3 separate regions of the Mus musculus genome follow, and all the other regions are linked to region 2. The links are chromatin loops, found by intact Hi-C in ENCODE. Cell type or tissue: left cerebral cortex. All regions are shown on one strand. Each heading gives the region's core, and the rest is flanking DNA. Links, peaks and the distances in the headings are about the cores only.

Evidence for each region. A loop is a pair of places that touch in the nucleus more often than their neighbours do. Peaks named below come from ENCODE experiments on the same cell type or tissue, not always from the same donor. Only the 100,000 strongest peaks of a DNase experiment are listed, where the experiment ranks them.
Region 1: a loop joins it to region 2, with 6 times the contacts of the local background. A loop is called at or near these places in 3 of 42 quality-filtered maps.
Region 3: it touches region 2 in a loop (5-fold over the local background); 5 of 42 quality-filtered maps call a loop at or near these places.

What each region holds. Positions count from the first base shown.
Region 1 is chr9:58,169,832-58,180,241 of GRCm38, reverse strand. Gm39344 (a long non-coding RNA gene) reads right to left here and starts at 5,653. Exons shown (of 3, transcript XR_870787.2): 1 at 5,382-5,653; 2 at 353-457. In left cerebral cortex, for the core only: no CTCF peak of the experiment used is centred there; DNase peaks (open chromatin) are centred at 3,971, 4,352, 5,103 and 5,322; H3K27ac peaks cover 3,462 bases.
Region 2 is chr9:58,105,132-58,115,541 of GRCm38, reverse strand. All of the region lies in intron 3 of Ccdc33 (coiled-coil domain containing 33), which reads left to right. It also overlaps a transcript of Stra6 not described here. Among named protein-coding and RNA genes, the nearest start is that of Ccdc33, 8.5 kb to the left of the region's middle. In left cerebral cortex, for the core only: no CTCF peak of the experiment used is centred there; DNase peaks (open chromatin) are centred at 3,132, 3,931, 4,482 and 7,804; H3K27ac peaks cover 2,192 bases.
Region 3 is chr9:58,191,580-58,201,989 of GRCm38, reverse strand. Islr2 (immunoglobulin superfamily containing leucine-rich repeat 2) reads left to right here. Exons shown (of 3, transcript NM_177193.5): 1 at 1-38; 2 at 618-710; 3 at 2,007-5,693. The coding sequence starts at 2,015. The coding sequence ends at 4,252. Among named protein-coding and RNA genes, the nearest start is that of Islr2, 5.5 kb to the left of the region's middle. In left cerebral cortex, for the core only: CTCF peaks have their summits at 2,845 and 3,869 (motif pointing left); DNase peaks (open chromatin) are centred at 4,541, 5,151, 6,224, 7,192 and 7 more places; H3K4me3 peaks cover 5,186 bases; H3K27ac peaks cover 4,786 bases.

The DNA of each region.
Region 1 (10,410 bases), core at 1,159-9,158, 65 kb before region 2:
TTACCCGCTGAGCCACCCATCCCTTCAGTCCCCACCCTGTCTTCTACTGAAGTAGGTATGAATCCTGGATTTGCAAGACTTAAATGTGTGTAATTATTAAATAATCAGTAGTAGAAAATTATGCATCACAAAATATGTCTTTATCGTGAATAAAGAAATAGCATCAGGTTACAAGTTTTGAACGTGTGCAATAAACCCAAACCACAAATTTTAGAAAATTAACATTAAACTGCATGATATACCTTTATAATAATTTATTTTTTTTCCCCAAATCTTAGTTGTAGCTCTAATGGTTAGTCAATGCTCAACTAGAAGCTGTTCCCACGGGATGGGCATATTTCTGACTACCTACCTATTTATCCATCTGTTTCTGGGCTCTGACCTTTCCAAATCGTGGAAGCTGCTTCTGTGTGCATTTCAAGGATCTCGTGCTGGAGCCCCATGTCTGCAGAGAAGCCTAGGTATAAAGGAGGTGCAGATGGAAACAATGGACATATAAGCCAAAGGGAGCAAGAATTAGCTGGAACCCAGGAGCACACACTGCGAGCCATAGGACAGATGAGAACTCCCTCTGGTTTTTGACGATGCAGGCCTCTTGCTGGAGAAGCTGGTACCCACTTCACATAGCTAAATGCACACCTGACCCAAGTGTGAGGGAAGCTGGCAAAGGGTCCTAGGAGAGAGTAGAGCATTTTCACACCCACTGCTGCCTGCACCAAGGAGGTGACCTGGCAAGGAAGCACCCAGACAGCTGCTACCTCTCTTCCATGGCCTTATAAAATGTCACTGTGCCCACTCCAACTAAAATTATTCAAGAGGAAGAGCTCTGAGAAACAGCTCAGCCTAGTAAGTTGGCAAATTACAAAGCTGCCTCCTTAATGGTAATGACTCTGACCTGTTGTTTTGTTTTGTTTTTCCTTGAAGTACCAGGGATTGAACCTGTGAGCTTGAACATGCTAGCTTAGTGCTTCATCACTGAGCTGCATCTCCAGACACCACTCTGTGGCCCTTCCCATACAGCAAAATAAATAAATAAATAGATAGATAGATAGATAGATAGATAGATAAATTAACCACCCCTCCCCCAAAAAACAAAACTATTTTAGGCTCTTCCTTAGCATGTTTGATCAAAATCTGTTATTATTAGCTGAGATCCACAAAGTGTATGATGTCATGTATGTCAACTTGAAGGTTTTGTGTGTGTGTGTGTGTGTGTGTGTGTGTGTGTGTGTGTGTGTGTGTATGTGTGTGTGTGTTCTGTTGATTTTGCTTTTGTTTCATATAGTTTACCCTCAAAATCCCGTACAACCAAGGATGACCTAGAACTCCTGTTCCTGCTGCCTCTAACTCCAGCACACTGAGATTAGAGGTATGTGCTATCACACAAGACAGTTTACAGACAATATTTCACTATGTAGACTTGGTTGGTCAGGAATGCTCTATGTAGACCAGGCTGGCCCCAAACTTCCAGTGATCTTTCTTTATCTGCCTCTCAGGTGCTAGAGTTATAGGTTTTGTTATAGTTTTGTTAGAGTTATAGGTGTTTGTTTTGAGACATGGTTTCACTATGTAGACCAGGCTAGCCTTGAACTCTTAGAGCTCTGCCTGCTTCTACCTCCCAAATTCTGGGATTAAAGATGTGCACCAGCACCAGCATATGACAAATTGGCACATCTACATGAGGAGAAGACACATTTTCTCAATAGATTTTTGTCTTTACATCTCAAACTACAATACTCATGCCCAGAGAGTTGATCCAACAGGCAGGGGAACACCTCAAACTACACACACTGATGCCCAGTGAGTTGATCCAACAGGCAGGGAACACCTCAAACTACACACACTGATGCCCAGTGAGTTGATCCAACAGGCAGGGGAACACCTCAAACTACACACACTGATGCCCAGTGAGTTGATCCAACAGGCAGGGGAACACCTCAAACTACACACACTGATGCCCAGTGAGTTGATCCAACAGGCAGGGAACACCTCAAACTACACACACTGATGCCCAGTGAGTTGATCCAACAGGCAGGGAACACTCTTAGGTATTCCCCCCCCCCCCCCCGCAAGAGAACAAAGCACCTATTACCAGTGGTCAGGCATGTCCTGAGGACATCTGAGACTCTGGCCTGCTGAGTGGTCAGCTGTCAGCAACACTATGGGCCAACCTAGCAAGACCAGCAGTATTTCCTAGATGGCCAACATATACAATTTCAAAAAGTGATAAGCTACTTCCATCTGAAACACCAAGTTTTGGGAGTGTTTGTCATGTAGCAATAAATAGCAGAATACTACGGAACATATCTAACTCGACTTTAGAAATCCAAGTGGCATACCTTTCTTTCCATGGATCACAATAGAGTTATAATTTACTATGCTTATAGATATAGGTGGTTGGATTTGGAACACTTTAGATTTTCTGTCTACCGTGCCTTTCCCACCTTTTGCAAAATTTTACTGAGTTTCCCCCTCATGATATGTATTGGTCCAAATCTTCTTTGTATTCTTTTGGCCCCTTTTTATCCAAGAAACAAAGGAAGAGGTTGGAGCTGTTTTTTTCCCATTTTTCTCTGGGTATTGGATGTGCTTCAGATATAATTAGGTTCATTTTTTCCCCCTACCATAAGGGAACCACTGCTGAATGGCCTAGAAAACCATGAAATACAGAATAAAGCAATCAGAATGTCAGCAGGAAGGGAGCCCCATGGGTCCGTCTGGACGTTGGTGTGTGAGAGGACGCTGCCCAGAATGAGGTTGAGGAACAATCAGCCACCAATCCACCAAAAGCATCAGTTCCCAGGGCTGTTCACAACCTCCTCTCTCACTCTCTGCTTTGCCTTGATCTGACTTCTGCAGCATCCTCTCACCCAGGCCCCCAGGCCCCAGAGCCTGCTTCCTCCTGGTCAGAGCAAGCATACAGAGCACAGTGGACTATGACCCCCTCATCAGCTTCTCCCAGGAACTGGGTGACCACAGCTGGGTGCTCGTCTTGCTTCTTCAGCTTCCCTCCAAGGATTTTGCTCCTCTTTGCTTACCCCTCCTTCACCCTACAAAGCAAACCCCTTTTCTCATTTGATTTTGGGGTGTTCTCCAATTTCTAAGATGGGAGTACTCACCATATTGCAAGTCTCTCTTTCTGATAATGTCATCCTGTTTAAGTACAGATTTGTTTTTAAGTTGACAAATGGTGTTACAGTCACCATTTTCTGGGAATGAAAATGTGGATAAATTCAGAAAGCAGCAGCATCTAAGCCTTGTGGTCAGAACTACTGCTGGGGCCCCATTCTTTCCTAGAACTTAACCATGCCATAGGCACAGACAGCCAGTGTTTAATATGGATTGAAGGGAGGAAGCAAACAAGGAAGAAATAGAGAGAGGCAGGGAGGGAGGGAAGGAGAGAGAGAGGGATAGAGGGAAGGAAAGAAGAAAGGAAGGGAGGAAGGAAGGAAGGAAGGAAGGAAGGAAGGAAGGAAGGAAGGAAGGAAGGAAGGAAGGAAGGACTTGCTGGATTTAAGAAACAGAGAAGTTGGGAGAGTTTGTGCCTGGTCCATCCTTGGCCCAGTTTGTAGCTGTCACCACCAATGATTCCAGAAATATATCCTGCTCTATCAGAAATGAATGCAGTCACTAGGTGGGCAAACTGAAGTTACTTCTGAGTCATGAGAGTTATGTCCTTAGATATCTCTTCTCTCTCTCTCTCTCTCTGTCTCTCTCTCTGGACTGGGTGAATATGAAGCCCTCACATATGCTAGACAAGTGTTCTTCTACCACTGAGTTACATCACAGTTAACTTGGTTAAGTTTTATTTCAAAACAATCTCATTTTGTCACCCAGGCTTGTGGCCTTGAAGTCACTCTGCAGCCCAAGCAGGTCTTAGATAGAACTTTGCACCTCTCATAGCTGGTGTTACAGCCTAGCTAAAGCAAAGCTCTAAGGCTCTGCCGCCGCAGCAGCTGCTGACTGGTTCACAGTAACTGAGTCCATATGGCCAACTGTGACAGCATCACAGGAAGCTAAAATAACTGCTTAGAAATAAAAAAAATATATATTGCCAGAGACTCAAGTGACTCAAGGCCTTGCTTTCTCATGTTTATTACTTCATCCAGGTCTTGCCACTGTGTGTGTGTGTGTGTGTGTGTGTGTGTGTGTGTGTGTGTGTGTGTGTGTGAGAGAGAGAGAGAGAGAGAGAGAGAGAGAGAGAGAGATATTGGGATTCTCAGCCTTTGGCTTATCCTGGTGACAGGCAGGAAGCTGAGCTATAAGCCTAAGCCACAGCGTTCTTGAAGAAGCTAAGTCAACAAAAATCCCAAGCCACTCCCCGCTCCATCCCCTCTCTCCTCTCAACCCCAGTCCTAGCATGCAGTCTGTTCCCAGCCCTGGCGGCTTAGCTGTATCTTGTTATCTTTTCATCACTCCTGACCAGCTCTGCACTATTTCTGGATCAGTATCTGCCCACCAACAAGCTAGACATCTCTGCTACCTTTCTGGTATTCCTAATTATGCCCTAGAAGCATGGAAAAATGACATTGCTCAACAGAACCAACATCGTACTTAGGGAAAAAAAATTAACAAAACCCCAGACTGGGCAAAGTAGACTGGGAATACATGAATGTTGCCAGTCAGTTATATCACAGGCCCCAGTCCTGATCCTCCCCACCCAAGTGACTTAGTTGTTTTGGAAAGCTTTTGCAATCATGTATGCATCTTTAAGTATTATTACAGTCTGACCTCCTTAATACTGATGGGCGACTCTTCCCTTTGGTTAAGAAATCACTTAAATCCAGTTTTTATCTGATTAGTTCTTCTCTGTCACACCGACCAGCTAGGACCAATGCAATTATCCAGCAATGGGGAGCATATCCCCTTCAGCTGGATGATGTTTGGGGTTTGGACTACAGGCCAAACATTACTAATATCCAACCGGCCTTGCTGTGGCTAGCCTGTGGCTTGGTGGCCCATCTTTCTCAGGAAAATTTTCCAAAGGCATGCTCTGCCTGCTTGTTCCCAGGCTGGTGCGTGGTACAGCAGCACCCTTGCAAGCCTAGCAACTAAACAGAACACAGTTTTCCCCGTGGATAGTTGACAACAGGAGTCATCAGATCTGTGTGCCCAGCTGTTCCCTCTGCCGTGATGTAGGCTCATCATAGGAAGCTGAAGCTGCTTGCCCTCCCCACCCCCACCCACCCCAGCATGGAGTTTTGTGCTAGTGAAACCCTGAGGTCACTAATAGCCTCCAGTCACGTGGAAAGCCGGGACTGGTAGGATGATTACATCACCTCCCACTTTCCCATTTGCACAGCTGAATAGCTGTGCATCAGCCTAGGAAAGTCACCCTGAGAGCTAGCTCCCATCTAGGGAGGTGACCCACTCCTGCTTACCTCAAGAGATGCTTGTCTGCCATCCTTGGAGTGGGAGGAGTCCAACCTGGGCTTGTGCTGCAGCCTTGCCCCTGGCAGGGAGGGGTCTGTTCTCCAGTATGGATATGGATCACCATAGGCTAGGATGAGATGGTTACATCTGAACCAACAAGCAGGCATTCTACAGTAAACCACAGGGATTTTGGTTCTGTCATTCAGAAAGGCACTGATGAATGCCCTGTTGAAAACATCAGATTTTTGTGCTTGGTTGATGTCCCTAGGAGGCCTGCTCTTTTCTGGGGACTGGTGAGGAGATGGGGAGGGGAAACTGCAGCCAGGATGTATTCTATGTGAGAAGAAACATTTTTAACAATTTAAGCCGGGTCGTGGTGACGCACCCCTTTAATCCCAGCACTTGGGAGGCAGAGGCAGGTGGATTTCTGTGTTCGAGGCCAGCCTGGTCTACAGAATGAGTTCCAGGACAGCCAGGGCTACACACAGAAACCCTGTCTCAAAAAACAAAACAAAACAAAACAAAAAGATTAAAGGAAGGAAACAGGTGGCCCTAGTGTCTGAGTATATCACACCAGTGATCTCTCTTACCATATTGCTTCTTTGATGCTCTAGAAAATGGAGTGTAAGTGGGATTCACAGCTTGTAGCTAAAACACTGCGAGGGAACTAAACAGGACACTTGGATAATATTGGGGTCCAGCTTCCCCTGGTCTGTGAGTTATTTCAACAATCACACGTGCATAGTCTGCAATAGGTTGGATGGCAGCAACATGTTTTTCATAGCTCCTGGGTATTTTCATCTGAAAAATAGTTTCGAGTTTGGGCTGGGTTGTGATTAATCGGATACAAACAGAAGTTACCTGGGAAGAGACAATGTCTGTTGAGGGACTGGCTCCATCACATTGGCCTATGGGCCTGTCTATGGGGTGTTTCCTTAATTGTTCCTTGATGTAAGAGGGTCCAGCTCACAGTAGGTGATGGCAACCCTACAGAAGTGGGTGTATAAGAAAGCAGGTTGAGCAAGTCTGAGAACAAGCCAGGAAACAGCTCCTCCACCGTCTGCCTTCAGTTCCTGCCTCCAAGTTCCTGCCCTGACTTCCTTCAGTGTTCTATGAAGTGTTCAGTGAAAACCCTTTCTTGCCCCATGCCTTTGGTCAGTGTTTTATCTCAGCAGGATCCTTGATACTGCAGCCTCTGTGGCACTCACCTGTAATCCCAGCCCTTGTGAGGTGGAGGCAGTGTCATTGGGAGTTCAAGGTCATCCTTTGCAAGTTTGAGACCAACCTGTTTCAAAAAAAAAAAAATTGATGAATTACCCTATTGAAGCTAGGATTTGCTCATCTATCTGTATTTTTGGCAAGGGATATAAATATAAACTGAGAAATGCCCTTTAGTATATAGACTGACACCTGAGAAAAATTTAACTTGCCTGCTATCTGCTGCTGCCTTTAAACAATACTGAGAAGACTCGTGACTTTGTTACCTGTGAGATGGCACCTTCATAATGTGGTCTGGGCTCACTTTGCAGCTTCCCCAAACCATGTAGATGTACTTGGTGAGGATCTGTTTTTTTTTTTAATTATTATTTATGGAAATGGAATGAGATAGCTTTCTCAGACATATGCACACAAGATGTCTTGTAGGAAAGCTGCTAAAACATTGGTCTCCCATAAGTCAGCTCTTCAAAGTGTAGGATAAGGAAAATGTCTTTCTCTAGTGTGGAAATCCATGGGGGATGAGACCAGAGGGAAAGGTCACTGCCAAAGCACGTGGAAGCGATGTGCTCTTTGAGACTGTTTCATCATCTGAGAGGCCAGACAAGAGATGAACTAAGAGGGCCTGCAAAAACTCATCTGCTGGGGAGGGGGAGGGAGAGAACAGGAAGGAGGGAGAGAGAGAGACAGAGAGGAAGAGGGGGAAGAGATAGGGGAGGGGAGAAAGAGATGGAGGGTAGAAGAGAGGGAGAGGAGAGAGAGAGACAGAGGGGAGAGAGAAAAAGAGTGACTCTTGGAAATAATACTCCTTTGGAACAAATCAACAAAATCAGTGGAGAAGAGCAGCTAAGTTAAATAGGACTTTTTCAACTTCTTTAGAAAATCTGTAACTTAATAAAAAAAATCATCAGGATATAATGTTAGGGAACATTGTGTCACCTTTAACAATGTGTTTTTGTGAGTCTCCTCCCCCAGCTCTCCCATGCCGGGTCACCTGTTTCTCCTTCATGGCTGATGTCAGATTCTTTCTCCTTCCAAGTTCCTTGTGCCCTTTTGCTCTGCCCCCATCTTTTCTCATGACCTAATATGGTCTTTCTTGCTCGCTTTTCTAGATATGTTTTTAAAATATTCATTTATTTATTATATGTAAGTATACTGTAGCTGTCTTCAGACACCCCAGAAGAGGGTGTCAGATCTCATTATGGGTGGTTGTGAGCCACCATGTGGTTGCTGGGATTTGAACTCAGGACCTTCAGAAGAGCAGTCAGTGCTCTTAACCTCTGAGCCATCTCTCCAGCCCCTTCTAGATATTTTTTAAAAAGATTTTACCTATACTCACATCTTGTGTGAAATATTTATATTAAGAACCCCATAAAAGGGAGAACACCCAGTTTTTGTCTTTCTGATTTTGGGCTACCTCATGTAGTATTCCCCCAAATGAGATATGTCCCCCAAAAGTCTAGTGCGTTTGAATATTTGGATCCCAGGTATTAGAGATGTTTGGGGTGATTAGGAGATGTGGCCTTCTTACAGGAAGCATGTCACTGGGCTTTGAGGTTTCAAAAGACTTCTACCATTTTGAGTTAGCTTTCTCAGCATCCTGCTTGTGGTTGGAGATGTGAGCTCTAAGCTGTTCCTGGCACCATGAATCCTAGCCTTCTGGAACCATAAGCTTGGGCTTATTAAGCCCTTTTAAAAATAAGTTACTTTGGTTAGGGTGTTTTGCCATAGCAATAGAAAAGTAGCTGAGACAACTCATTTTAAATTACATTTTCCAGACCCACTCAATTTTCTTAAAAAAAAAAATCATTATTTAATTTTTCTTTACAGCAGAATAAAATTCCATTACACAATGGAATATATTTATTACATTTCATTATCCATTCATCTGTTAGTGTGCACCAGGCTGGCTCCGTTTCCTTGTTGTTGTGAGCACAGGAACAATAAACATGAATGCAAAAGGGTCTCTGTGGTCGACATGGAGTCCTTTGGAGGCCCAGAAGTAGAATACCTGGGTCATGTGGTAGTTCTAATTTTAATGCTTTGAGGAACTCTCATACTGATTTCCATAATGGTTGTACTAGTATGCACTCCCACCAATAGTGAATAGGGGCTCTCCCTCCCCTATATTTTTTCCAATATATATATTCTTTTTTTTTTTTTTTTTTGGTCAGAAGGAAACCTGTAACTTATTTCAAATCCAATTTCACTTTCACACATTCAAGTGGCCCATGTTTTACATCCATCTTCCTGACAGAGGCTTGCCTTGGATAACACCCAGGGTCCTTTGAGGAACTTGATGGACAGGTCCGATATGGATAACTTGAATGATGAATTTATGGATGTGAAAAAAAATCCACTTGACAAGCAGCTGGTCTACTAATGAGGGTGGTCTAAAACAAGTGTTAACTCCAAAGAGAATAGGCACCATTTATGGAGAGACCAAATGAATGGCCACAGGTCTAGGAGCCTGGTAGACAGAATCCCAGAATTCCATGCTCAGATGCTGTTGTTGCAAGGATATTTATTTAATTTCATTTTATGTGCATTGGTGTGAGTTACAGACAGTTGTGAACTGTCATATAGGTGCTAGGAGTTGAACCGGGGTCCTTTGGAAGAACAGACAATGCTCTTAACCACTGAGCCACCTCTCCAGTCCCCAAGAGGATATTAATTTAATGTCATTACATGTAACAACAAGAATCTGAGCCCTATGGACTCGTGAAGATAAGAGCTGCATATGATAGTGAACGTTGCATTTGCCTCTAGTTGTGGTCACCACTACATAGAAGATTGATGTCCTGGGTGCCATGGCAACAAAAGACTTGCGGTTAGACAAGGGAACTGGAAGACTGGATGTCTTCTGGAAAGAAACATGTGATTTTTCTTTTTCAAGTGTCTGTTTTGTTTATTAAATGGGAGATTTGTGCAAACTATTGCATTATGTTTACATTTTTCTTTTTAGAAGTCTCACACTTACGTATTTTAATATTATAAGAATTAGTCTGTAAAATTTAAACATCTGAAGGAGTTGTAAAAAGATAAAATGAATTTCCATAGAGGGTAAAAACAATATCAAAATACAGTATTTTTCTGGGCTGGGGAGATGGCTTGAGCAGTTAAGTGTACAGCTACTTGTACAGAGGACCTGGTTTTGGTTCCCAGAACTTACACAGTGACTCTTAAGTATCTGTAACTTCAGTTCCAGGGATCCAGTGCCCTCTTCTGGCCTCTGAAGACACCAAGCATGCATGCAATACACACACATATATATGCAAGTAACATTCATACACAAAAAATAAGAAGTCTTTTTTGAAAAATGGTATTTTCTCAAATATATTATTCAACTGACTATATTAATTACAACTGATAATCTCTGTCTGGCCCTATTGCTCTGATTAACTAATACTATGCATATTATATTATTAATTTACAATCATGTATACATTACATGTATTATTTGCTATAATATAACATTCCAGATCAGTATCTATTTTCACATTTTTATGGTCATATCCAAAAATATAGAAAGATCATGGCATGGATTGTTATGGATTTTCTTTCTTTGAAGAGAGGTAAGATTTTTTTTTAAAGATTTATTTATTATTATATGTAAGTACACTGTAGCTGTCTTCAGACACTCCAGAAGAGGGAGTCGGATCTCATTACGGATGGTTGTGAGCCACCATGTGGTTGCAGGGATTTGAACTCTGGACCTTTGGAAAAGCAGTCGGGTGCTCTTACCCACTGAGCCATCTCACCAGCCCGAGAGGTAAGATTTTTAAAATTACATTTTAAAAATGTGTGTGCACGTGCACACAT
Region 2 (10,410 bases), core at 1,230-9,229:
CGGTGGCAGGACACAAAGGGCTAGTGGGGCTCTATTGCTCTTTGGACCTGTATCCTGGAACTATAGGAGCCCCAGCAGTCATATTGTCTCCCTGCCTTGTGGATAGGGACAGGAAGTCCAGATAAGAGTATTTCATAAGAAAAGGACATTCCCCAGGAGAGAGGGGCTTCCCCTGGCTTTCTGGTTGACAGCTGAAGAGGAGAGAGGAAGGCAGTGAACAGGGGGAATAAAAGGGACAAGAGAGAACTTCATTTTGGGGCTCCAGAGCAACCTCGGCAACATTCAGTTCAAGCCCAAGAACAAATTTCTGGGCTCCAGGAGCAAAAGCTTCAATTCAAAGGCATTTCCTCCAGGAAGCTTTCCCCAGCACAGGGTTCATCCATTCAACCCTGTTCTCAGCCCTGCTGGCACCAGACGGCTCAACAACTGGTTCAGTGTAGGACTTTGGTTTCAAGAGTGCTTTTTGCTTTACATGGTGTGTGACATTTTCTCCCAAGCATAACAGTTAAAGGTCATGGGGTGGGGCAATAGAACAAGAAGATGAAGGGCAGGCAGGCATCTAACTGGGCTACAGGGAAAAGGGCTAAGTATCCATGTCTGCTGACTGAGTCTGAATCCTTTTGCTTCCTAGCCATGGTGCCCTTGGTTCTAAATGGCCACACCAAATGTTGTTGCTCTGAGCTAATATTTTCCAGGGGGTGGGGGCGGTTAGCAGGAACTGTTCCCGAGACTATTTCCAACAGGAGCAGCCAGAGACTGAGGGTGGAGGTCCCTCAGGGGTGCCCTGATTCACCAAGGAGGACCCTAGGAGCACACTGGCAGGAGCTACCCCAAGTTCCCTGCAGCCAACGGCTGTCATCCTCCCCTGGGGCACAGGGGCTTCCTTAGAAGCCTGCCCTTTCCTGATACTACCTGTATTCACTTCCTGGAAGCTTTGAGATCACACAACTAATCCTCTGTCTTTGTCTAAAAGATGGTTCAGTGATCAGAGAGGAAGCAGGTGGTCTGTACAGTGCTGGGAAGAGGGACCTGGGGGAGAAGAGTAGAAAGTGCAGGCAAGCCTGAGCTATGACCAGCTCCCCCCTCCCAAATACCCTACTGTGTCTCCTGGTGAGGTTGGGGAGGGAAAAGAGGACCGGTGTCTTCAGTCCCTGAGCCATTCTGCCCTCAAAGGTCACTAGTTGAGGGACATCTTCCCACAGGCAGAGCTGTTGAAGAGGGAAACTTTGAACTGGAAATCCCCAGGTAAGGAGTTTCTGGAAACATGAATTGAATTCCTTGCTCATAGTTCCGGGGGCCACCTTGGGGATTCCTGCGATTTTGAACCGTAATTTCCTCCCGCAAGACCCTGCGGTCCAGGTTCCTGTGGAAGAGGGAGGAGGGTGTGATGAGATCGACCCCGCAGTACCTCTTCCAAACAATCATGGTTTTGTTTCATGGAAATGATTCTGTTTCCCTGGAGCCTTTTAAAAGACGCTTTTAATTTTTTTTTATTTCTTCCATTTAAAACACCTTTTCATTTATTTATTTATTTTTGCCCCAGAGGAGCAGGAAAAGAAAGAAAGAAAGAAGAAAGCTAACAAAGCAATCACTAAATGAGAAGCACCTGGCTCGAAGCCTGTGGCTTCTAACTGTAGCTCTGGCACTAAGAAGGTGGGGGCTTTTATTAAGAAGTGGAGGAGAACCAAGTGCCGAGGAGAGGGCGGAGTGGCTAGCTCACCTCCACCCTCTGTCCCTACACCTTGGTGGTAACCCTTTGCCTTTCCCTTTGTTCCCTCTCTCTCCCCACCCCCATCCTGCCTGTTTCTTCCTGGTCGCGATTCTGGCTAGAGCGGCAGGTCTGCACTTTCGCCGCCCCGGGAACCCTCCAGCTTCGGCCGGAGCGCTGCCAGTCTTCACTCTCCCTCTCCTGGCTGCTTTTAAATTCATTATGCCTTTTATTGCTCGCTATTGCGTGCTTTATTCCCATTGCCCTGGAGACTAGAGTGGTTCAAGGGGGAGAGGCGCACGATACGGATTTCATTAACTCCACTCTTTACTGCCCATTCACTCTCAGGGGGCTGGCCTGGAAGGGTGGGGAGGGAGGCCTGGGCACCTCTTTGTTGTCCCCCGTCCTTCCGTGCCGACCTGCTTCTCTGGTCTTTCAAAGCTTCCACCTGCTACGGTCCTGGTAGAGAGGAACGCAGTGGCCCATTTCACAGGTTGGGAGATAGGTGCAGGACTACAAATAGGAAGTGGTTGGAGGTGCAGAAGGAGAGCGCAGGTTAGAACAGAGCTGCCAGCCCCTTCCCTGGCTGATATGGCTGACTCTCGGAGAATCTGCTCTGGACCGGGATCCCCAAGCTGTCCCTTCTCTGCTGTCTTGCCTCCATCAAATCTGCGGCCTGCAGCAGGGGCAGCTTCTTCCTTGCAAATGAGGCAGTTTTATGGGCTTTAGAAAAACACTCCAATTGTTCCCTCAATTACCCTGGAGCAGATTGAATATATTAATCTCTCTCTTAACTCGAGTTAGAGACTCAGCTGCCACCCCTCCCCCCAGCCACCAGCCCCTTTCTGCAGGCACGTGCCAGGGATTGACTCCCAGCCCCCACCTTTCCGGGCCTGGAGCCCCAAGCTGGTCAGTTTAGGCCCTGGTAAATGCCCCTCCCCCACCCCCACCCCCTCTCTCTCTACACACACACACACACACACACACACACACACACACACACGAGGGCGGGGGGGGGGCGGGGAGAGCCCTGTTTTACATTTCCCTATCAATTTTCATTGATTTTTTTTTCTCTCCTTTGCCATTATTTGAAAGAGCTTTTTTCTTGAGTAAACGTGATGATGGGGCCATCCACCCTCCCACCCCTCTTACCACATAGGGACTGGGCGGGGTCTGAGGTGCCCTCCTCCCCCCCCCCCCCCAGCTCCAGTGACAAGTGCCTCTAGCTTAAACACAGTCTGCCCCAGGCAGCTGAGCCCTGCTAAAAGCTACCTGAGGTTTCCCTTTGTACCTCGATTTTCTTTTATTTCTGAGGAACAAAGGCAACTGTCAAGGCGTTCTCAGAGAGCACTGTCACCCACACAGGGAGGGGTGTAGCCTGTCTCTATGGTGGTGAGGCTGCGGCTGGCAGAGCAGTGGAGTAGCCAGTTCTGGCCCTGGGGAGGATAGGGCAGAGTATTTCCAAGCCCTCCCCCAACACACACACACATACTCTCGTACCCTAAGGGAAGGACACACAACCATGGGGAGGAGCCAGGGGCTGACTGGCCCCATAATGGCCTGTCGACCACCTGCTCTCCTTGGTAAGCATCAGTTGTAGGGGTCCCACATTTATGTCCCTGCATAAGCCTGTGGCTCTGCCTCCACACTGCCTGATCTTTAAACTGTCTCTATAGGCCCTTGGAATCTTGTCGTGGGGGCCCCTGCTTTATCAGCTAGGTGGACAGAGCAGCCAGCTTCTGGTGACCAGCAGGCACATGGATCAGAATGACCTGGATGCAAGTTTATCTAGCAGCACCCCCACCTTGTTTAAGTTACAGGATTTTCTCAGCCTCTGCTTCCCCACCTGTGAAATGGATGAGAACAACTCCCATGTCCACTGTTGCTGGGAAGATCTGAGTGGTATACAGTCCAGCATGCCCTGCAGCAGGCATTTAAAGGAAGCTTGCTGTTCTAGCAATGAGTGCACAGAAGAATCTGCGCTGAACAAGACATAGTTCAGGCCTCCGTTTCTGCACCTAGAAAACAAGATTGCTACTTCTTGCCTGGCTGGTCTCCCCAATGAGAAATGCTATGGACTTGTGAGTTCCGCTATCCCCGAGTCAGATACCACACCACCGCAGGGTAGAGAGGGCCAGTATTGGTACTAGTCTGGGAAGTGGCACCATTAGCAGATTTTTGTAAGGGAACAGAGCAGATGGCCCTGCTGGCCCGCCTCCTCGCCTCCTCTCTGCCTCTCCCCACACCCACAGGCAAGGATTGGTGCTGACTCACACCTCCTGGGTGCCTCTGTGTGTATGTGTGTGTGTGTGTGTGTGTGTGTGTGTGTGTGTGTGTGTGTGAAAGAGAGAGAGAGAAAGAGAGAGAGTATCTGCATGTAAGTGTGTATGAGAGAGACAGACAGAAAGATAGAGATAGATAGACAGAGAGAGACAGAAAAAGTCCAGTTGGGGAAAATGGAGAGGAAAGAGGTGCCTGTTTCTGAAGTCCTCTTAGCCAGTAGAAGCCCAGCTCCAGGGAACCGTGCATGTACCCACCTGTCATCCCCAGCAATCACCTTCACAGGTGTTTAGGGACCCAGGAGCACACATGCACATAGTGATTATGTGTGTGCAAAACCACACCGTGTCCTCTCCCAAAGACAAGTCCATAAGAAGCACACACACATGAGAAGCACACATGCCCCCTACATATAGACCGGTGCCTCCTGGCTTCGTCTCTGTACAGACTCCAGAGCACAATCTCTACCAAACGAGTGAGAGGCCTGGGAACATGGCATGTGTGATGTATGAGGTGAGATTAAAACACTGTGTGAAACTGATATTTAATTCAACTCTGACAGCAGATGGAGGCAGGCAGCAGGGAAAGCTGGCAGCCTGGATGCTTTGGTCTCCATGACGCTTGGCCTACCAGGGTCAGCACAGCCTCCCCTATGGTACTGTGGTCCAACCTCACTTGACATAGGTGGCATCCATTCATCCATCCACCCACCCACACATGCCTTCATTCTATCCACTTTCCCAAGCAGCAGACGGTGTGTCTGTGTGTCCAGCCCTTGGAGACATGCCCAGATATTCACAGGGAGGTGATAGAAGGCACGGACAGTGACTTTCCAAACCCACCATATCTATGAGGCCCAAGGCCTCAGACCACTGCAGAACAGGGGTTCGGGGAGGATTTAGAAGATTGTAGCTTTGTACCTCAGTTCCCAGCTCCATCTGCACAGTTACAACTCAGATAGAGTCCCCAACTTCCTTGGGCCTCGTAGTCCTCAGCCAAGCAATGGGCGCAGTGGAGTCTAGTGGGAAGCTACGAGGCTTGGGTGAGGGGAAGGATGGGAACTTGTCCGTGTAAAGCCCTCCTCACAGGCATCAGGGTGGTGGCTGAGCCATGCCTCAAGGATAGGTGGGGCAGAAGAGAGCAGGGTTCTAATGGAACTCTCAGAAGGAACACAGTGTAGAGGCAGGGTATGGAGCCAGGAAAGAAACTGGCGGGTAAGGAGAAATCAGGAAGTAAAGACTTGTAGAGCTACCAAGGAGAGGAAGTAGTGTCTCCACAGGCTCTGGGATTTCTGTCATGGAAGCTGCTCTGGGCCAGACTGACAGAGGCGGAGTCCATACCTCCCTGGGCACCCAAAAAGCCCCAATTAAAGCATCACATTGGTCTCATGGTCTCAGGAGGAGTCCAGGGTGGCCTGACAGTATTCGGGTTTTTTTGTGAAGGAAACTGAACCCTATAGCAGGCAAGGTCCTGCAGAGTCAGCAGCAAAGCCAAGATGGAATCCTGTTCTCCACAGCATGTTCCAGACTTTCTGCTCTAGCAGTCAGGACCAGGGTAGGGATGACTAACTGTGTCCCTGGCCAGGCAGACTCACAATTTGGAAGCTCTTCCTCAGTCCCTTGGAAGGGGGCCCTAATGTTTCACTTTTTGACTCCTTCAATAGAAGCAAAAGGAAGTAGTTGGCTTCCTGGTGGCATCTTATGATATGATATGATATGATATGATATGATATGATATGATATGATATGATACCAAGACCAGCTAAGACAGGTCGCCAGTATTCAGCTGACTGTCACAGCGAGGGGCTCATGGACTGGGTGGTTTGGGATCAAGGCTGGAGTGAAGTTGGGGATGTCTGTGCAGAGTTTAGGACAAACTTTGTGGCTCCCTAGAACTGGCTGTCGAGACGTAGAGGAGGAATGTTGCATAAAAATCCCCAGCACATGAGTAAACCCTCTGATATGCTGTCTGAAGAATGAAGGTTTTACCCTAGCAAGCACCACAGTCAAACTTAACACTCAAGGTGAGCTCTAGTTGACTGCCTCCCACTGCCCCTGGAGGACTCATGTTACTTCTCTGACCCTGTCTCCTCCCCTGTAGAGGGAGCATAATGTCTCCCTCACAAGATGACTTGTGAAGATTAAGAGAAATGCTGACTTCCCTGCAATCCAGAAAGCTTCTTGGAGGAGATAGGATCCCCCAAACTCCCTTAAAAACAGCCAGCTTGGAAGGCACCTTGGACTCAGCCATGGAGGCAGGAGGAGCCGCACATCCTCCCCTGGCCCTGCAGGGAACCTTAGCTCCTCCATGCAGTGTCTGTGGGTCCCTGATTCTGAGCCAGGTCTGGCCTCTCACAACCCCTCAGAGAGACAAGCACAACATAGTGAGACTGGGAAGTCCTTGGGTAAAGGAGGAAACAGAAACTGGGAAGGCTTTCGAAATGGAGGAGAAGATGGTAACCTTGCCCTTGGCATCCTGAGAATTGACTCTAAGGACTTCTCAAAGGCCCAATCTGTAGGTACCCACATTCTTTAAATGAAAATGACATGGTATTTGCATAAAACCTATACACATCTTTCTGAATACTTTAATAATAATAATTAGTAGTATTAGTAGTAGTAGTAATAGTAGTTTGGCCCCTTGGGTTAGCAAGGCGAGTAGTAGTACTACTACTACTAGTAGTAGTAATAGTAATAGTAGTAGTAATAGTGGTGGTAGTAGGAGATAGGGTCTAACTAGACATCCCAGGCTGTCCCCAAGCTTGTGAACCTCCTGTCTCAGCCTTCTAAATGTTTGGCTTACAGGAGGAGTGTACAGATGCACCTGGCTCTTCCTATACATTTTAATTTACATTTTAATTCATCTCTAGATTCCTTGTAAAATCTAATAGAATGCTGGAGCACTGTAGTTAGTTGTTGCGCTGTATTGTCTGGAGACTCAGAGCAAGGAAAAGTTAATGCATTCAGTTCAGATGGAATTTTATTTTATTTTATTTTATTTTATTTTATTTTATTTTATTCTTGAGGTGCCAGTGGTTGAACCCAGGCCTTGAGCATTCTGAGCATGTCAACCCTAGAAACTATTTTTTTCAAATATTTAAAAAATTTTAATCTAGGGTTGACTGACTCCATGGCCACAGAACACACACACACACACACACACACACACACGCGCGCGCGCGCGTGTGTGCGTGTATGTGTGTATGTATGTGTGTGTACACTCCTGTGTATGCATATATGTACATGTAATGTATATGTAGGCAGAATGTATTGAGTCAGGACAATAAAGCAGGGAGGTAGACGATGGAAAGTTCTTGTTCTGCCGACCTTCAGCAGTGGGACTTCTCCCATGCAGCTCCATTCCTGGGTCATAAGGACTGGGGAAGATGTCCTGACTGAACTGAGAATCAATGAGAATCACATAAAGGCACACAGCAAGAGCTGGGGAAGCTGGGCTTCTCAGAGGCTATATTCTAAGCAGAGGACAGCTGGGGCAAGGAGATAGGGCCTGGGACATGTTGGTTTCTTTGGGGGGACTTGGAGACTACTGGGGAGGTGGTGATCTGGGGGCAGGTGAGGGTCTGGTCATGTCTTCCCCTCTCCCCACCCCCCACCCCCAGAAGAAAGCTTGCCCCAAGCCACTGCAGCCTGGATGGCTCTGAGGCCCTTGGGTTAGCATGGCGAGTGTAGACATTATTTTAATCTTCCTCTTAGAGCATAATTGCTTTCTGTCTCCTGGTGTTCCTGAAGAGACTTCCCTCCCGGCGAGATGGCTTTCTAGGCTCCTCTCTCTGCCAGGAGACAAGACAGCTGGGCCAGCTCCATGCTGCATTAACACACTGCAAATGTGATTTCATGGCCTCAAATGAGATTAGGGCCAAAGGCTCTGCTCTCTTGGTGGAGGCAGCAGGCAATGTGGGCAGGAGTAGCCAGTGCTGAGCTGGAGGTCTGAGAGAGCGCCATTCCAGGTCCAGGCAGCCCGAATGAGTGGCTTCCTATAACTGGAGGCCCTCAGACCTTCTGTTTCATCCTGGCTGCAGAGCCAGCCTTAAGATTTGTTCTGGGATGGGTGCTCTGGTTTCTACTGTTCCATGATTCCCAGGTTATCTATAGGCATTCCAGTAAGGGAGGATGCTGGGAGAAATACAGATTCTTTAGTGTGGCTTCAGTATCCTCCTTTTCCTTCTCCTCCCCTCCCTCTTCTTCCTCTTCATCTTCCTCCTTCTCTTCCTCCTCTTCCTTCTCCTCCTCTTAACGTATAACCCAGCCTTGGTTTAACCATGCTACATAGCCAAAAATGACCTTGAATTTATTACTCCCCTTGGCCCTTCCTCCTAAGGCTGGGATTACAGGCCTACGTGTATGGATTGCATGCCCAGTTTTATGCAGTGCTGGATAGAGCATTGTATACAATAGGCAAGCACTCTACCATCTGAGAGCTACATTCCTAGACCTAGTTTCCTCGTCTTTAAAATGAGAACTACAGGATCTGGCATGGTGGTACACACTTATAATTCCAGCACTTGGGAGGCAGAGGCAATAGAAGCACCACACATTCAAGGCCAGCCTGGACTATGTAAGGAGTTCTGGACCAGCCAGTGCTACATAGCAAGGACTTGTCTCAAAACAACAACAATCATTAATAAATAGGAACTATAGAGAGGATCAGCCTACACAAAGTTATACACATTATTCTGTGACATACTAGGTACCCACTATAGGTTACTCACTCTTCTGAGATTTGCAGATGATATCCACCCTTGTGGGGAGAGAGGCACCAAGAGGTGCCACGCTAGAGAAGCAGACATCACCATTCCAGGCTAAAGCAGAAGAGGGGAGGGAGGCATTCCGTGCTGATGCCCCTCACTCTCCAAGCACCTACTGATACAAACTTTGCTGTGCTGTGCTGGCCCTTGGAACACAGCTTCACCAGGCATGGTCCCTGACCTCAAGGAAGACAGACCCTGTCCTAGAGGAGTAAATGGTGGCTCGTGAGCTCTGGGAAGGGGAAGCCTATGAGTTGTGGGTCTGATGCCTTTATGTGGGAAAAGGAGTGGGCAGGGTTCAGGGAAGATTTGGTGGCAGCCAGCTGTCTATGACTTCAGCCGTGGAGGGAGACCATCAGGCAGATAGAGCAGCATAATTAAAGTCCCTAAGACTGAGGAGACCATTGGCTACAGAAGGGCCTGGAGCACGGGTATAGAGTAGAGATGGAGTAAAAGGGACAGGCAGACCAGGCTGTTAGAAGAGTTGGGGCTGAGAAGGCACAGGCTTATGTTAAAGACTGGTTGCTCAACGACAGCCTCCTGCTTAGTAAATAGACACCCTCCACCCTGGCAGGGCACCTACCACCTCTGCCCCTTCCTAATGGAAGGGAATAGCAGGCAGCTTCCTCGCTTACCCTTTATTCAATCGCTTGTTAACGAGTTATCGATTCTTTTAGGAGAAAAATGTTCAAAAGCCACGCTGCATCTTTAGCAAAGTGATTTATGAGTTGACAGTGGTGCCTGAGCTGCCTCAGATGAGAGCTCTGGTTACTCAACACGGAGAAGAATCTTCCAGCAGGGCAATCAATCAGGGTGCGTGCCAAGCAGATGGGAGCAGAGCTAACCAACATGTCACCCCCGTGTCTGCTGGAGACAAAGCCAGGGCCATGGGTGCTCTCTATCACAGAAACTGGGAGAAAGGTGAGGGAAACCTCTGGGCTACCACGTTGCTCCTGACCGCATTCTCTGGCTCTCTGCAGGAGTCAAGCCAGCACAGCTGCTTAGCTGATGAGGCCACTGAGGGTCTAAGGTCAAAGGGACTCCAGCAGATCAGGGCTAAAGGTGAGCCCTATGGATTCCAAGGCATCACGCACTTCGCACTTCGTAGCTGAATTTTTTCCTGCTTACTTGCTACTACTTGCCGTAATTGTCCTGGGGACTAGAGGCTGCAAGAACAGGCGGCCATGAGACATAGTCACAGAGATCGTCATAGACACACCCAGACAGCCCAGCATCTCTTTACTGAGGTTCCCTAAGGTTTCCTTTGCATACTAAGGCACTGAGGAGAGGCAGGAGTAGTCTCCTGGACTACTACTGTTAACTGTGGCCAATGTGGCCAGTGGGTCCTGTCACTCTAGCTTGTGTCCACAGGGCCTGGCCCAAGGTCACATTAATACTACCAGCCACAGCTCAGTTGTCCTGACGCTACCAGGTAGTGACAGGGCCAAGTGATCTGTTAGTGCTGGGTAGTGGTGGCTTTCTCCAGATGCCATGCATTCTGCTCAGATGATACTCCAAGATACACTGCTTGCTCATTTTTTATGCCATCATCTAGCTTCAAGGTCACAGAGCTATCTGCCTGCTCTTATTCAAAAAGTTAGCTGTGGTTGAGGTGGGGTTCAATAGTAGAGAGTTTGCCTACTATGCTCTCTCCAAT
Region 3 (10,410 bases), core at 743-8,742, 87 kb before region 2:
GCGAAGCTCGCGGGCGCTGGCGGGACGGGCGCGTGAGGGTGAGTGAGCGTGGATATTTGTGTGCGCGCAAAAGAGAACGGTGAGTGTTTGAGTGAAGGTGTGCTTGTGAAAATGTGTGTGAAAGTAGGGAGAACTTAGCGCGTTGACGCGATTATTACATGTTGACGAGTAGTTCTAACCTGTGAAAGTCATGTGAAGATGTGTGTGTGTGTGTGTGTGTGTGTGTGTGTGTGTTGGGGAGGGGTTTGGAGACATAAGGAGGAATAGTGACAATGTCATCGAATGTGTAAATGTGGGGAGAAGTAGAAAATGGGTGCTAGGGGTACGGTGGGCTGGAAAGGGCGGAGCCTTGGGCTATGGGCGTATGGAGCCCCTTGAGACCGACAGGTCTCAGCCTGAGGTGAGTAGAGGATCTCTATGGCTTTAACAAATGTAAACGCAGCACGAGGTGGGAGACTGTGCGCGTTCCCGCCGAGCACGGGGGCGCGCGACCGCTCTCAAACCTGCAATCCTGGAGAAGTAGGGCGAACAGATAAGGAAAGAAAAAAATTGAAGTAGGACTTTGGGGCCAAGGGGAGTTCTTTCAATGCACTCCCCCTTTCTCCCCACCGCCACAGCAACAGATGCCAGAAGCTCCCTTAGACTGTCACCTGAGTCTGGAGACCGGCTCGCAGCCCCACAGCATCACACTGCAAGTCAGAGAGCAGCAGGTAAGCAGTGGAAGGGCCCCACAACCTCAGTCCACAGGGTCGATCCAGCCTAGTCAGGGTTGGGTGGCTGTCTGGGAGGAACAGGGAAGGGAGGTGCCTCCTTTAGGAGCAAAAGCAAGAAGGGACCCGCTAATCTCAGAGACAGGGTGTAGGAGAGGGTCTTCCAAGACTGACAGGACCCTCAAGTTGGGGCAGGGAGTCTGTGTTAATATATTTGTATGTCTAGAGACAGGGGATGCACTCAGGCGTCTTAAGGCTCTAGAGGGAAGTATAGAACCTTGGACTGTCTCCAGGCTTATTAGCTAGAGACTGTTCCCTAAAAACCTGTGGGCAGAGGGATTCGCCTGGGCTCTGTGAATCCAAAGAGGAAGCTTTATTGACTGTTTCCACAACATGCCTGCTCTAGTCAGGGGGTAGGATTTTCTTCTCAGAGGAAAGCATGGTTGAGCAGTTGTGACTTCCTGAGGGGAGCTGCAGCCCAGGGCAGGGAGGTGAGAAGGCAAAGTGGGTGGAGGCTGCCTAGATCCCCCACACCACACCTCACAAGTTCTCCATGTTGCATCGGCTAGGGGTTCGGTCTCAGAGTAGGGCAGTGTGGCACCTATGTCTCTGAGTGTGGCTGGTTCACATGAGGACTTGTGTCCCTGTGCCTGTCCCTTCTCACTGTACACAGGAAAGTGCTTTGCTTCCTGGTGGAGAACACTGTGGTAAAGCTGCATTGAGTTGGGAGAACAATGAGGTCCCCAGGGTATATTGTGTAGATGTTTGGGTTGCCCGTATTTTTGTGTCTATATAACTCATTGTGAACCTCCTAACAGAGTCTCGCTGCCTTGTAGTGGGATGCAGCAGGGAGATGCCTGAGTTTTTGTTTGCGCTGTTGTTGCTTGTGAGGAAGTGTGTGCGAGTGCTATGCGTGGGACAAAGGATTCCGAAGAAGACAGTTAGTCATGAACGAACATCTTTCTGCATCTCCATTTCACTGAATTAAATGAAGATAGAGAAAGAAGGGTCTGTATGGGGCCCATTGCAGACCACAAGCTTTGGAGGGGGCAGTTCCAGATAAGGGGATAGATGGGAGCTGGGGGTGGTGTGGGGGAGGATACTTCATGCCCTCTGGAGAAACAAGACAGTTTCTGAAAGCAAGCCTTCATTGAATATGCAGGCTTTCACTGGTCTCAATTCAGTAACCAAGGTGTCTGGAGCCTACATAGGTTTAGAAGGTAGAGTTTGTTAGGGGAGGGAGAGAGGTGTGGCATAAGTGACCATTTCCCCCTTCACCTTGACTTCCCTCTGCAGGAGTCACGATGGGGCCCTTTGGAGCCCTGTGTTTGGCCTGGGCTTTGCTAGGAGTGGTCAGAGCGTGTCCCGAGCCTTGCGCCTGTGTTGACAAGTACGCCCACCAGTTTGCAGACTGTGCCTACAAGGAGCTGCGCGAGGTCCCAGAAGGACTGCCAGCCAACGTGACCACGCTTAGTCTGTCTGCCAACAAGATTACGGTACTAAGGCGGGGGGCCTTCGTCAACGTCACGCAGGTCACTTCGCTGTGGCTGGCTCACAGTGAGGTACGCACGGTAGAGTCAGGGGCATTGGCAGTGCTGAGTCAGCTCAAGAACCTCGACCTAAGCCACAACCTTATATCCAACTTCCCTTGGAGCGACCTTCGTAACTTGAGCGCGCTGCAGCTGCTGAAAATGAACCACAACCGTCTGGGATCGCTGCCCCGGGATGCACTCGGCGCGCTCCCGGACCTGCGCTCTCTGCGCATCAACAACAACCGGCTGCGTACCCTGGAGCCCGGCACGTTCGACGCACTAAGCGCGCTGTCTCACCTGCAACTCTATCACAACCCCTTCCACTGCAGCTGTGGTCTCGTGTGGCTGCAGGCCTGGGCAGCGAGCACCCGGGTCTCCTTACCGGAGCCCGATTCTATAGCGTGCGCCTCGCCCCCTGAGCTGCAGGGCGTGCCCGTGCACCGCCTGCCCGCCCTGCCCTGCGCACCCCCCAGCGTGCGTCTGAGCGCAGAGCCGCCGCCTGAGGCACCTGGCACCCCTCTGCGCGCAGGCTTGGCTTTCATGTTACATTGCGTCGCCGAAGGCCACCCCACACCCCGCCTGCAATGGCAACTTCAGATCCCGGGTGGCACTGTAGTCTTAGTGCCACCGGTTCTCAGCAAGGAAGAAGATGGAGGAGATAAGGTGGAGGATGGAGAGGGTGACGGAGATGAGGACCTGCCTACGCAGACTGAAGCGCCAACCCCAACTCCAGCACCTGCTTGGCCAGCGCCTCCAGCCACCCCGCGCTTCTTGGCCCTCGCAAATGGCTCTCTGTTGGTGCCCCTTCTGAGTGCCAAGGAGGCAGGCATCTACACTTGTCGTGCACACAATGAGCTGGGCACCAACTCAACGTCCTTACGGGTGACGGTGGCTGCAGCGGGGCCGCCAAAACACGCTCCTGGAACAGGGGAAGAACCTGATGCGCAGGTCCCGACCTCTGAGCGCAAGGCCACCACTAAGGGCCGTAGCAACAGCGTCCTGCCCTTCAAGCCTGAAGGCAAAACCAAAGGCCAAGGTCTTGCCCGAGTCAGCGTGCTTGGGGAAATCGAGGCAGAGCTGGAGGAGACAGATGAAGGAGAGCAGATGGAAGGTCAGATCCCTGCAGATCCGATGGGAGAGAAGCACTGTGGCCATGGGGACCCCTCTCGCTATGTGTCTAACCATGCATTCAACCAGAGCTCAGATCTCAAGCCGCACGTTTTTGAGTTGGGCGTCATCGCGCTGGATGTAGCAGAGCGTGAGGCTCGGGTGCAGCTGACGCCTCTTGCTGCGCGCTGGGGCCCTGGGCCAGATGGTGCTAGCGGAGCGCGGCGGCCGGGGAGGCGGCCACTGCGCCTACTCTATCTGTGTCCTGCGGGGGGTGGCACGGCAGTTCAGTGGTCACGAGTGGAAGAGGGGGTCAATGCCTACTGGTTTCGCGGCCTGCGGCCTGGCACCAACTACTCCGTATGCCTGGCACTGGCGGGCGAGGCGTGTCACGTGCAGGTGGTGTTTTCTACCAAGAAAGAACTGCCGTCCCTGCTGGTTATCGTGACCGTGAGTGTTTTTCTCCTGGTGCTGGCCACCGTGCCCCTGCTGGGTGCCGCCTGCTGCCATCTGCTGGCCAAACATCCGGGCAAACCCTACCGTTTAATCCTGAGGCCACAGGCCCCGGACCCTATGGAGAAACGCATCGCGGCCGATTTCGATCCGCGTGCTTCCTACCTTGAGTCTGAGAAAAGCTACCCTGCTCGTGGCGAGGCGGGAGGTGAGGAGCCAGAGGAGGTCCCGGAGGAAGGCCTGGATGAAGATGTGGAGCAGGGGGACCCAAGCGGGGACCTTCAGAGAGAGGAAAGCCTGGCGGGTTGCTCATTGGTGGAGTCTCAGTCCAAGGCCAACCAAGAGGAGTTCGAGGCTGGCTCGGAGTACAGCGATCGGCTGCCCCTGGGAGCGGAAGCAGTCAACATCGCCCAGGAAATAAACGGCAACTACAGGCAGACAGCGGGCTGAGCCCCCAGCACGCCTGGCCTGCCCACCTCCACCTTGGGTACCTCGTAGCCTAGGGACGGCAGGACTTTAACACCCTCGCGGGACTCCGCCCTACCCCCCAAGCCTTCAGTTACTCTGCCTCCTTAGCCCTCCCCAGGGGTCACTACTAGGGATTTCTAGGAGTGGGCCGAATTCAGGGGTCATTCTTTTGGTGGGCTTGAATCCCCATCCCCACCCAAAGCACAGAGTCAGGCTCCTACCTCCTCTAAGACACCACCCATGGGCGGCGAGAAACCGTCTATGCCTTCCATTTCATCACGGCGATCCACGAAACCCATCGCGCACCCCATCTGGTGGAACTTGGAGACAAGGGGAGAGCGCCACGCCAGTCGTTGACCACATTTGGTGATAATAATAGGGTTGGTCCAGCGTTTGCCTGGGATCCCCAGGACAGGTCCCCAGCGTGGAGCGCTGTGACTCTCACTTTGATCCCACTCTGCCTTTTCAAGGATGCATGTGCCAGAAGCCCGCTAATTTTTATTCTCACCGCTCCTTTCCTATAATGATCCAAATCCGCGCGTCCCCCCTCCCCATTCCTACCCCACCCCATTTCTGTCTAGTTGGAGCCAAACTGGGGTCCTGGTAGGCCTTTCAACTCAGCGCACTGATTTTCTTATTTTCGTTGTTTTAAAAAGCAGCGACATTTCTGGGTCTGGTGCTAATACCCCCTTCCCACCTTCTGGGAAATTGGGTGTGAGTGTGTCAGGTGTGAGTGTCGGAATCTCTTTGCTTCCGGCTCTCTCCTAATTTCAAGCGCTCCGGAACTGCGCGCCCTTTTCCTCGCAGGGTGCGGCCTTGGTTCCCGGGCCAGTTTCGTCGTCAATGTCTTGCAGATGCCAGAGGCTGGTGCGTGCCACAGTGACTCTTGCTACTCCATGGGGTTCAGACCCCAGCAGGAACGTGCTGGTGGGTACAGGGAGCTGTGACTCCCGGGCGCATCTCACGAATGGGCCTGCCTCAGGCCTGACCGAGGCAGCAGGGGGGTTGCGAAGCCCGGGAGGGACACCCTAGTTCCCCACGTCTCCCCTCACCCCAGGAATATAGAGTTTGCTCAGCGTGTAGTCCCCGCCGAGCGTGGGCTATAGACTTCTGTGTCCGTAAAGTGTGCCGGTGTAGTGTAGCGGAGCTGGGGGTGGGGGATGGGGAGCGGGTGGGCAGGTGGACGAGGAAGGAGGGAGGGAGAGGGCGGGAGTGGCGAGGGGACTCGGGTGGGGTTTTAGTTCTTTTAGGAAAAGGTCAGGGGGTGGGGTTTCAGGCGTCTGGACCAAGGCTCTGGCTCTGGCTCTGGGCGAAGTGCAGCACAAACGTGGGTGACCCGGGGAGGAGTTGACCCCGGAGCCCATGTCCTTTTCTAAATGCTTCTGTATGTAAACTGTCAATAAAATAATCGATTTGAACAGGACTCGGTGAGATTTTTGGGGTCGGGTGGGAAGTCAGGGGACAACAAAGGAAGGAAGCTGAGGGTTGAAGGCGGAAACCACCACAGAAGGAGCTTTTGGGATTCCTTGGGCATTTGCCTGGTGATCAAGTGAGTTTTCCGGGTGTTTGCCCTAGCCCCTGATCCGGGGTTTCTCAGCTCCTGCCTGGAGCTGAAACAGCTTGGGGTGGAAGGAGGCTGTCAGAGAACAAGAAGGGCTCTCAGGGAATGAGCGGCTGCCAGCACTGGTCCACTGTTCTCTTTGGGTTGAGACTGTTGGAGTACTGGGCTTTCTCTGTCTCTGTCTCTCTGTCTCTGTCTCTGTGTCTCTGTCTGTCTGTCTGTCTGTCTGTCTGTCTGTCTCTCTCTCTGTGTTCTGTTTCTCAGCACCACCTTTTGAGTTCTCTGGGAAGATGTGGGGGATGGGCAAGGGGCAGCTTGGGGAGGAGAGTTCCTAGAGGTAGGACTGCTGTGGTTTGCAGAGAGAAGTCACACCACACATTTCAGAACAGGCAGGTGACTACAGAAAGTGAAAGGTTGCCTAAAGCTCACTCCACTGGACAAGGTGAAGTCAGTGTGTGTGTGTGATGTGTGAGTGTGGGTATGTGTCAGAGTATGTGTGAGTGTGTGTGTGTGTGTGTGAGAGTGTGGCAAGTGTGTGTGTGAGAGTATGAGTGTGTGTGGCAAGTGTGTGTATGAGAGAGTGTGATGAGTGTGTGTGGCAAGTGTGTGTGTGAGAGAGTGTGATGAGTGTGTGGCAAGTGTGTGTGTGTGATGAGTGTGTGTGTATGTGTGTGTGTGTGAGAGAGAGTGTGATGAGTGTGTGTGTGTGTGTGTGTGTGTGTGTGTGTGTGTGTGTGTGTGTGTGTGTATGTGTTTCCAGGGTGGTTAGGAGTGTTCCATCAGTGATGGTAATGTATGGGCAGCTGTCAGGGGCTGCTGAGCTGATATAACACAGAATCAGGTCTGAAATCACACTGACTTATTGTTCTACAAATGGAGACTGGGAGACAAGGGGTGGGGATCAAGACTGGATGTTGCACTCCCGACCAGCCAAACTGCTGAGGCTGAGCTTCCTGTGGGTTTCATCAGTGCCTGGAAAGGGCAAGATGTGATTGGAAAAGGAGCCGAAAGGGAAAGAAGAGACTTGAGGGGTTAGGTGTGAAAATTCCATCCTTCCTCCTCCTCCTCTCCCTCCTCTCCCTCCTCCTCCCCCTCTTTCTCCCCCTCCTCCTCTCCTTCCTCCTCCTCCTTCTCCTCCTCCTTTCTTGCTTCTGTGGGTATTAGATCTTGGACTAGTGTAGGATTCAGAACAGGCCCAGGTCAGACACCCAGCATTTCATCCTAGCCTCAGGCTCTACTAACTCCCTACCAAATCCCTGCCTACAGCCCACTCATTGCCAGGAATGCCATCTTTCAGGAAGACTCATCCCACATCTGGGTAGGGACAGGGACTGGCTTAATTCCCAGGACTGGTTCAAGGATCGCACACAGGATACTGGATCGCACACTGGATACAGGTCTGGTCATGGGTCTGCAGTGGGAAAAGGGCTACTTCCTGTTTCTTCCCATCCCAAGGATTGGGAGTTCTCTTAAGACCTCCCCACCCCCACCCCCAAAAGCCTGACTGCTCAGTGCAGAAGGAACAGGGGAAGCTGAGAGTTCAATCCTTTGTCTGGGGCCAAGCTTCCGACCAGAGATACTGTCCAGCTAGACTGGGTGCTCCCTAGACCAGAGAGCTACAGGTTCTGCTCATAGAACAGGAGAGATGGGTGCGGATGGCAGGGGCCAGGGTGCTTGCTGGGGCTATCTGCCGACATAGATACAGGCCCTCGAAGGAGCTATTTTCTGTTCAGAAGTTTGCACATGCGCAGAACGGCCCCTAGCCTCTACCGTCCCTCTAAAGCTCCTTGCCAATTTTACTCTATCATTCAAGTCCCTTCTTTCCCGTTTTCTCACCAGCTGTTTTGTCTCAGCTACCCACTTGAGATTCAATTTGTAGACCCACCTGTCTTTATCCCAAGCTGGGGAACTCACTATTTACCCACCATCGCTGCAATGAGCCCATTGTCGAGCTTTTAAAGTGTCTTCTTGCTACCCTCCAGCTTGACTTTGCCACTGACTTTGCTCCTTTGAGGACTTGTAGGACCTCAGAGCTCCACAGCCCCTCATCCAATCCCGCTCCTTTGAGCACCTCTGTGTGCTTTGAGTGCTGTGATAGCTTTGGTTTTTCTCAGGGTGTTTTATGTTCATAAAATGTTTAAGGACGTTACATGAGGATGGAGTCTAATGAGTTGGAAAATAACTCTCTCTCTCCCCCGCCCCCACCGTGTGTGTGTGTGTGTGTGTGTGTGTGTGTTGAAGGACCTGGAAAATGGTCAGAAAATGCAATATGACAGCAGTAGCCTCAGAACTCGCAACATTATATCAGGAGCAGTAATTCTTTGCGCTATAGAAACCAGACGCCCCGGATGTGGCCTTGAATTCAATCAGAAGCCTGTCTGCAGAAGGTGATTTGAAAGGATGGCTCCCCCACAAGTATTTCCTGAGGATCAGCTGGAATGAGAACCGTCCTGAGGACTGTTATATGAAGAAACAAAAGAAAGTGGGGCTTCTCTGTTAAGGAAGGAGGTGGTGTGGGGTCCTCTGTTCCCAGGCCCCTGTCCCCATGTTCCCCATCTATGATAGCCAGAGGGCAACCAGAACTAAAGTGAACACCTTGACAAACAGAGGAGGCCAAAAATGTGGAGGTTGCCACTTCCTGATAGTGAGGGGAAATGTAATTGTCCTTTGTAGCTCTCAGAGCAATGCTTTTTGGTTGTTAAAGTGGGGAGGGGGACGTCTCTCTTTGGCTCTCACTCAAGGTTTTTAACAGGAGAGTTTGGGTAGGGCACACTCTTCAAGGAAAGAAGGCAGAAGAATGACTTTCAGTGGGGGTGGGGGCAGGGGGCATACCAGAGTGAGCCCTGAGCTGGGAAACTGGGAGCCTGTCTCAGACATTACAGTGCATACTGGGGGAAAGCTGTGCCCAGGTGTCAGGACATGACAAAGGTTCCGTGTGGGGACCGGAAAATGGCCACGTTTGAAGTAATGGACGCCTTTCTCTTATACACTTGCAATGTAAAGGTATTGACAGACCAAGCTGGGAAGCTGGGAGTGCAGGAAACAAGGCCATTCCATTCATAACATGTCAATTCATTGATTGTGTTTGAAACACACCCACCCACACCTGTATATTTAAGTGACATGACTTTCCCTCAGGGTTCAATAGGGAATAGTGTCTCACAGAAAACAAAAGATCTACTAGGACTGGCCTGGAGAACAGATTCCATTATGACACGTCTTGTAGCATTAACATTTAGTTCAAAATGAGACCAGCCTTCTTAAGAAGAGTTGACATTTTTAAAGCTATTCAAATACCCAGGGCTAAGTAAAAAAAAAATGTAACCTATTGGGTTAAGTCAGTTGGGAAGGGGCTGGTGAGATGGCTCAGTGGGTAAGAGCACCCGACTACTCTTCCGAAGGTCCGAAGTTCAAATCCCAGCAACCACATGGTGGCTCACAACCACCTGTAATGAGATCTGATGACCTTTTCTGGTGCGTCTGAAGACAGCTACAGTGTACTTATATATAATAAATAAATAAATAAATAAATCTTTAAAAAAAAAAAAAAGTCAGTTGGGAAGGTTTTACAGCAGTGGTCGGGCGAGTGAGCAGTTGGAAGATGCTTTCAAAATTGCGATTAGTGGGTGCTCATTGTTTGGATGTATAAATGTAAGTTTAATAATGAAATTTTAGTCCATATATATATAATATATATATATATATAAAATATAATATATATATAATCCATATATATATATGGATTAAATTTACTCCCTTGTGTATGTATGGACCTAATTTGGTTTTGGCAAATTAGATACATTTTCTCTTAGCAACACTCTATTGAATTCCCCCTCAAATTGAGTTTAGAACCCATTCAAAGTATTAAACCATTTGAGAGAAAAACTGCCAGGGTCAGAGAAAAGAGGGACAAACTTCCTAAGAATTGATCAGTGTTAAAACAGACAATGAATAAGGATGGGAATTAATTATCAGATATGTTTTAATAACAGTGACTCATGAATCATTTAGACTGGATAGTCTAGTGGTCACTACCTATGATTAACACAAATAATAACAACATTAATTGCCAAAGCTGGTTGAATATTTACCATAATCTCACATTACAGGCCCACATTATGCTTTACAATAATCACTTTATTAATCCTTATGGCAATCCCATGAGTGTTCCAACAGAGATGCAAAGAAGCCAGAGAACAGTGAGAGTTAGTAACTTGTTGAGGTCATTTTCAGAGTTCTGTGATTCAAGCAGAACCCCTCCTAGTTCCCCCACTAATCCGTTACAAAGACACTGTGTTCTATATGTTTTAAATTTACTGATAATTATGGAGTTAGTCTTTAAAAAGAGATTTATCTTGCTGTTTTTTATTTCTCAAAATAGCATTCTATCCATGACAATAAAAGCAATGTCTGGGTCTGGAGAGATGGCTCAGTGGTTAAAAGCACCAACTGTTCTTCCAGAGGTCCTGAGTTCAATTCTCAGCAACCACATGGTGGCTCACAACCATCTGTAATGGGATCTGATGCCCTCTTCTGATGTGTCTGAAGACAGCTGCAGTGTAGTCATATACATAAAATA